2 separate regions of the Mus musculus genome follow, and region 1 is linked to region 2. Evidence: chromatin loops called from intact Hi-C (ENCODE). Cell type or tissue: heart. All regions are shown on one strand.

What was found. Hi-C counts contacts between places; a loop is a spot of excess contacts. Peaks named below come from ENCODE experiments on the same cell type or tissue, not always from the same donor. Only the 100,000 strongest peaks of a DNase experiment are listed, where the experiment ranks them.
Region 1: a loop joins it to region 2, with 2.0 times the contacts of the local background. A loop is called at or near these places in 5 of 42 quality-filtered maps.

Annotation. Positions count from the first base shown.
Region 1 is chr11:22,857,687-22,861,686 of GRCm38, forward strand. B3gnt2 (UDP-GlcNAc:betaGal beta-1,3-N-acetylglucosaminyltransferase 2) reads right to left here and starts at 2,049. Exons shown (of 2, transcript NM_016888.5): 1 at 1,808-2,049. In heart, a CTCF peak has its summit at 2,399; DNase peaks (open chromatin) are centred at 625, 1,175, 2,165 and 2,845; H3K4me3 peaks cover 3,288 bases; H3K27ac peaks cover 2,094 bases.
Region 2 is chr11:22,761,212-22,765,211 of GRCm38, forward strand. No RefSeq gene overlaps it. Among named protein-coding and RNA genes, the nearest start is that of B3gnt2, 97 kb to the right of the region's middle. In heart, no CTCF peak of the experiment used is centred here; a DNase peak (open chromatin) is centred at 2,050.

The sequences.
Region 1 (4,000 bases), 96 kb after region 2:
CTTGGGTGATTTCAGACTGGACAAATCTGACAAATCTGAACAGTTCCACCAGATGACTGGTTTTTGGCAAAGGTAAGCTGAGGCCACCAAGAACTTCGTTATGATCTCTATAAGCGCTTAAGCATCTTATTTGTCCTTAAAAACAATCTTACTGTCCAAGTATCCCATTCCCGAAACTAAATAGGGGATACAAGCCTCTTAAGGAAAAAAACATTGTCATTTATCAGCACGTGGCAGAGCAAGCCTCTAGAATGGACTCCTAAGTTTAGCAGAGAATCCGACATTTACACAAAAACACTAAATTAAGAACGGCAGGCTGAGTCCTGAGTGGGGAAAGCAGTATTCTACGCCGAGAAAGGAGTTCCAAGCAGATCTGCTGATAAACATATCTGTACACACTGCAAAGGCCGGAAATTATTCGGGCGAGTTCTACAGGGCTCCCGCACACTTCTTTGGTCTTAAAACCTAACCGTATAAAGAGCTCTAGGACCGGCGTAAAAACTCCCCGGGGTTCCATCAGCTTTCATAATCTCTATTCAAAAGAAACAGAAGTTGGACTAGAACAGGAGGGAAGTGACCGGCCTGCCCCTGAGCCGGTCCCCTATCAAGTGCGCGGTCCAAACCCCACAGAAGTGCGCTACGGCTGGGCCCCGGTCCCGCCCTCCTAGCTCCACTCAGGTCCAGTGGCCCTCTCATTAACCATCCCATCACTTTCCGAGGCACAAAGAAGTACCCTGGAAGAACCTGTAATAACACGAAGCCCATTTTCACCCATTGGCTTCGAAACCTGGAAAAAGCTACGGCTTGGCGGGGAGCGGAGGGGGCAGAAGAACAGGTTTAATCGTTTGAAGCAGTCAAGTTGGGAGACCACAGTGGGCAGGGGAGCGAAGGCCAGCCACCCTGTATTTGGGGCAGGAGCGAACATGGGGCCAGCCCAGGTTACCCAAGTGTGCATTACTTTTCAAGATGACCTCGCACGCACTATGACACTAGAGAGGAGTCTTCAGAGCTTCCTTCCCACACAAGACCCGGGAGCTCAGAGGACCCTAGGCGAGTGCATTTGAGCAGGTGCTAGGTGTTACGTCCCCAGAAGGGTCCCAGCCCCTCAGGTGCGCCCACCTGCCAGTCGCAGGGCCAGCTCCCCAGGCAGTCCTGAGTCTAGTTAATCATTCAACGCGGGCGGCGTGGAATATTTTTTAGAGGTCAACGCGAAAGGTTCTCCTGAAGTTTCACAGAAACCAGTCTTTGGGGACCCGAAGATAACAGTGCCAGCGGATGGGGGTGAAAAGCGGCAGCCAGCGGCTCACAAACACCTGATCTGCCCCTGCGGCACCCTAGACCAGCGCAGTGCGCGGGCGGGGCAGAACACCGCCCGCGACGCTCCCCCGCCGCCCAGGCCCGCACCTCGTGCGCGGGGTACAGCGCGGCTCAGGGTGTCGCTGCCCTCTCCCTGTGGGTGCAGGAAGAGCGGAGGTCGAGCAGGTGAGAAGGTCAGGAAGGAGGTGGAGGCCGGGAGACTGGGGAGAAGGTGAGGAGGCTGTAAAGGAGGGGAGAAGGACCAGGAGGTGAGGAAGCCGGACAGGAGAACGGAGACCGGTGAGGATATCCGGGAGGTGAGGAGGCCAGGGAAATGATGTGCGGAGGCCAGGAAAGTGAGACTGGGAGCGGTGAGGGGAACCCGATGGAACGTATGCGCAGACAACGCAGGAGCCACAGAAGAGCGGCGAGAGCGCGGGGCGCCCACACCGGCCGGAACTAGCGCGGCGGGGCGGGGATGCAGGGCCGGTGCCCACCCACCCGGCCCTACCTTGTCTAGGGACACCTCCAGCTCGGCGGGGCGGGGCGGAAGACCGCGGCCGCATCCACGTCCCAGCCGCTCTTGCGGCTCAGCCCCGCGACCGCCGCCGCTCTCGCTCCATGCGCAATGCGCGGACGGGCGGCCCGGCGGGGTCTGGGCGGCTCCGGCTCGCCTCAGCTCCAGCACTTGTTGCCGCGGCGGCCGCTGAGCCTTACTCTCGGCCCCGGCTCCTGGCACCGCCGCCCCCTGCCGCGTCCCTTCGGTCCCGCCCCCGCCCGATTCTCCAATCACACGCCGCGCCACCGCGCGCGTCACCGCCGGGAAGGCCGCGCTCCCGCCCCGTGGCCCAAGTTTGGGAAAGGCCGAACTCGAACCCTCCCGCCAGTTGGCGCCCAGGTCCCGCTGGGACTGCGCCCCCGGGCCCTTCCCGAGCTCTCCGCCCCTCGTAGCACTGAGAAAACCTAAGGCTTCACTGGAGCGCGCGGTGTCCAAAGATTACAGTCTCCCCCGCTCCGCCAGGAAGTAGCCTCCCCCAGAAAAACAGCTGAGACTTGAGTCCCAAACCCTGCTGAGATCCAGGGTCTAGTGTAAACTCTTCAGCTACCAGGGCGTGGCGCTTGGTGAGAATTTGCCAGCCAGCACTGGCATGTAGCTAAGTCTAGACGGCTCCGAGTGGCTTGTGAGCGGGATCCACGAGGGGAGGTGAGAAGAGGGAAACCCAAGTGCACCTGACCTTTGCTCTCAGCGTACATAGTAGCGGCAGCCACCTAGATAGATGCCCAAGGCCTGAGGGTGGTGCCTATCTGGCCTCTTCGGACCTTCAGGTTATGAAGCCATCAAAGACACGATGAGGTCTCCACGTGGTTCCACTCGGGTCTCAGGAAGTCAAGAATGCAAGATGCGGGAGGCGCTGGGTGCGGAGTTCGCTCGGCGACTTCAGAAGTTGGGCTTAGCAAGACATCTGAACGCTGAACCCCCGTGATGCCGCTGGACTGAGCACCAACCACACCCAAGCATGGATCACGCGGGACCCGGAACGGTCCCCCACCCCCAACCCAGCGCCTCCCCAGGCTCCCCAGAGCGCTACGTGCCAAGGTGAGGCCCAGGAAAAAGCCGGGGAGACCGGATGGAGAAGTTGCTCTAGTTTGTAGAGCTGGGTGGGCCGGCCGAGTCGGCACGCCCTCAACACCGAACCTAGAGCCTGGTCCCCACAACCTGGGACGCGCTTGGAAGCTGCTTCCTCTCCCCTCCATTCTTATTGCTAAGGCCTTCGGTCGACCCTCTGGAGATAATCACACTGAGAAGTTAACACTCTACACCTGTTTGCTTTTTTTTTTTTTTTTTTTTTTTTTCAGAAGGCTGTCAGATGGAGTTAGTCAAAGGGATGCCATTGACTTTCGAGCGCTGGAGATTGAATTTCAGCCAGCTCGACCAAGACCACGAAGTCTTACTTACAGCCGCAGAAAGAAGTAAGTGCGAGTTGTTTGGGTTGAGCGCAGAGCCACGTGTGTACGGTCATCCACAAGAAGGAATTCTGAGTCAGTGGTTCTGGAAATGTTAAGATTGACAATCTGCAGACCGATCTGTTCTTATGTTTGTCACTACGTTCCCAAACAACAACAACAACTTGGATTTTTATATGTTCACATAAACTGTTAACCACTGTCACTCTGAACAAGAAAGGAAGAGAAATTGTATGCTTTTCTTGACTCTGAGGAATTTTTTCCCACGATTATATTTATAATTCAGAAAGCCAATAAAAGAAGCAAATTAGAAGTTAGGTCTGTGTACTTGATTAACTGCAGACTGCCGTATTGATATTTAAACGTTGTGACGAGACAAAGCTGGATTCTTGGTGGGCATTTTGTTATTGTATTTCCCCCTTAAATGGCTCTCCGAAGCCACAGACATGCTTTCAAGGATTGCTAGGCAAGAAGTTTTGAGTAAAGTCAGCTGGCAAGCAACAGGGAAAGAAAGCTTGAGTCTTTCAGAGCTGCCAAAAGCTGCCCAGGCCATGTAGTTTTGTTTTTGTCTTTTTTTTTTTTAAAGGCGTTTTCTCCTTGGTGCCATTGAGTGCAGCTGGAAATGTTCCATCCAGCTTCCAGTGTGACTTTGGGGAAATAACTCAAGTGTTGGATTCCACACCCACTTAGCTGTCCTGCTTACTCTTAGGTTATGAGGGATTCATCATCGAAAGGCAGA
Region 2 (4,000 bases):
CAAACTTTGTTGAGTGCCAATGGGCTCCATCATGGGCTCCAGGCAATTCTAGGGGAGTGGTTTTGTGTGTGTGTGTGTGTGTGTGTGTGTGTGTGTGTGTGTGTAGCAGTAGGGAGTGCCTTCCTATTTGATAACATATTTTTCTCATTTGACAATTTTTCAACCTTTGTATGAAATCTTCCACGCCTCTTTCTTTATCCTTCTCTTATATGTAAGGTCCAGGCCAGGCAGGACAACATGGTTAGAACCTCTCTCCCAAAAAATCTAAAGAATAGAAACAACAAATAAATCATAAGTCATGGTTATGCATAATCTACAAAGTCCTCTCACGTGCTTTAAATTGTGTCTAATGGTTATATATCACTATATAATGATTATATATCATTATATATGCACTGTAAAGTGTCTATACTGGATTATTAGAAAATAAGAATAAAATCTTGGAGGGATTCTTGCAGAGAAGCCAGTTTGATTTCCAGCACCCACACGACAACTCTCAACCATCCATAACTCCATTCCCAGGATGCGCATGATACATAGGCACTCATGCAAGTGAAATATACATTAAAAAATGAATCTAAGGGGAAAAAAGAATAAAGTCTTATAGTTTGGGTTCAGACATAAATTAAGAAAGAAAGAAAGAAAGAAAGAAAGAAAGGAAGAAAGAAAGAAAGAAAGAAAGAAAGAAAAAAAGAAAGAAAAAAAGAAAGAGAGAAAGAGAGAGAGAGAGAGAGAGAGGGAGGGAGGGAGGGAGGGAGGGAGGAAGGAAGGAAGGAAGGAAGGAAGGAAGGAAGGAAGGAAGGAAGGAAGGAAGGAAGAAGTTTAGGGGGCCACAGTTAGAATCCATGAATATAAAATATGCAAACATGAAGAACTGGTTTTATATACTTTTGAAATGAATACATTATCATAAAAGAAAAAACATCTCTAACAATCCAAAAAGAAATGCATGAAGGGAGAAATAGACTGGCCAGTTGGATGGGCTCTGTTAGAAAGTAGACCCAGTGAAGTCCTTTAAAAATATTCCCCACCATCTCCAGCCAAGACTGCTGGCCTCTCCCTGCCTGGTCCACATGGGCAGCCCTCTGTCAGAGAGAACCTTGCTGTGTTGTCTCAAGTTCTTGGGTCTTAACCATCTGGCAGTCCCCATAGCCACAGGGCAAGGCTGTTTCTTAGTCCAATGGTGAAGCTCGGCCCCTGTATAAGTGAGTGGAAAGCCCCCACCGCCAATCTCCTTAACCTAGTGGGAAGGCTACGTAGCGTTGTACTGGCAGGGTTACAGGGCTACAGCCACCCCAGTGACTGACCTTGACAGTCCCATCTCTTGGGGAAAAAAAAGTGATGTAGCACTAGCCAACAGAAAAACACCTCTCAAGCCTCAAATTAGTTCCACGGGAACTTATCAGGGTTCTCCTCACACCATACAAGCCTGCTCAACCACAGGGTGTGGCGGCAGGAAGGAAGAAGCCCCCTCCTCACCGTCCCTACCGTCGCAACCGTCCCTACCGTCGCAACCGTCCCTACCGTCACAACCATCCCTACCATCGCAAACGTCCCTACCGTCTGTCACCAAGGACTCTGATCACAGTGGCAGCCTGCACCTGTAACCACAACCACACAGTGAAATTTCACCAGAGGCTAGTGGTAAAGAACACAAAGAGATTGTTATAATTTCCAATTTGGAGTCCAAAATATGAGCGTTGAAAATGACCCAATTCCCTGCCCCTACCCAACTCCAGTCCCAAACCTATGTGCTTTCTGAGATGAAAACTGATGGCTCTTGCCAGCCCGCAAATGCTTTTGAGAAAAATATTACATTTGGTCCTCAAATGAAACAAACAAACAAAAAAACCCTAGGAGTTGTTGTGCTTGTTTATTTTACAAATGAAACAGGCCCACAGTGGCTCCATGGTTTGTGGAAGCTGTGTGGGAGAGTCTACCTCCCTGCTCAGATCTTTCCCCTAAGCTGCTGACCTTATGGCTCCCCCAGGGCAATAGGAAGATGAGACTTCCTTCCCTCCCATCTGGGAATTGCCACTGCCCCAAAGCAGATGGTGATACAGGAACTGGCCCCATTTGGCCTCATCAGCTTATTGGAAAATGGTGCTCAGAAAGGAAATGTCCTTGGGGTTGCCTCACTGCCATCACACCGAAAGGACAGGACCAAAAGGCTGGGTCACTACAATAGCTTACAATACATACAATAGCATAGTTGGTACAAGAAATGCTTTCAAGTTCAGGACTCTTTTTAATCAAGTAGTGATTGCTTAGTAAAAGGAATTTTGGAAAATATAGTCAGCTTTCTATCACTTGTAACAAATGTCTGAGACTACCAACTTATGACAGGAGAGTGTTTTAGATTCTAGTCCACCATTTGTTGCGGGGTTGCTGGGTGGCTGGGTAGGCTCTATGTGTTAAAACTGACCATTTTAAGGCTAGGAAGCAAACGGGACATCAAGAAGGGACTGGAGTCCCACTAGCCCCTTTAAGGGCATGTCCTCCAAAGATGTGAAGACACCCCCACTAGGCCCTACCTCCTAATGTTTCTACCATCTGCTGGGTGTGATGGTGCATGTCTGCCTCTCAGGAGGATTGCAGCTTCAAAGCCAATAGGCTCCATAGTGAGACACCATCTCAAATGCTTTCCACTGTCTCCAGATTGACGCTTCCTGGAGACTAAGCCTTTACCATGGAAACCTTTGGGATATATTTAAACAAACTGTAGCAACACTCAAATAAAAAATAAGAAATAAATAAAAAAATAGCACCACCCATAAAATCAGCCATCCATCACTCCCTAGTAGGGCTTCTGTCACCATAGAACATTCTTGAAGGCATAGCAGGAATACTGTGCTTCCTGGAAGCAGGAAGTTATTCTAGAGAGAGACATATGCCCTTCCAATTGTTTATCAGGCTACAGAGACAATGAATCACACAGAATAGAATTTCCCAGGAGTCTCTTGGGAGCTTTGCTCTTGGAAAGATTTCACATAGTTCTGACAGCTTATCCGACCACCTCACTGGAGAGACCATGATCAGAGGATGAGCAGGAGCCCATCTTGGCCAGTACTGCCAATGATGCATGTCTCTGTTTAAATTTAAACCTCATATCAGGACCGCAGAAGACAGACTGGGGGGGGGGGGGAAGGGGGGTTGCCACTGAATGTCTTTAGTCAATTCTCTTCCTGATGTAGCTATATTGAATAAATCTCTTTTCTCTTGTTTTTTTTTTTTTTTCACTATTACTGTCTCTTTAACTGGCTTATTGAGGATGGGGCCCTGGTTTGTTGGGGCTGCCAGGGCCTATGCACCAACCCAAACACCTCCTCACATTATCTCGGCTGTAAGCATGCTGTCAGGAACATAGGCAGATATGTGTGTGTCTTTCTACAACATCACAATTTACTGGATAATTCTAAGTCCACAAAGTATGGTGGTTTCAGAGGCAACAGCTACCTGGCCATTTCCACCTTCCTTGACAGCCCTGGCCCACGTGAACACAGGCTCTTTTATTCCGATATAAATTACTAATATTTACTCTGTGTGTCTGTGTGTTTGTACATATGTATGTATGTATGTATGTATGTATGTATGTATGTATGTATGTGTATGTATATGTATGTATGTATGTATGTATGTATGTATGTATGTATGTATGTGTGCCTGTCTTTGTGTCTGTGTCTGTCTGTCTATGTGTTGGTCTGTGTGACTGTGTATGTCTGTGTGTGCCTGTGTGTGTGTTTGTATGTATGTATGTGTATGTCTGTATGTGTGCCTGTCTGTGTGTCTGTGTCTGTTAATCTATGTGTCTGTCTGTGTGTCTGTGTACATATATGTGTGTATGTCTGTATAGGTCTGTGTGTGTATATGTATGTATGTATGTGTGCCTGTCTGTGTGTCTGTGTATATCTATCCATGTGTCTGTCTGTATGTCTGTGTATGTCTATCTGTGTGTGTGTTTGTGTGTGTGTGTGTGTGTGTGTGTGTGTATACACATGTG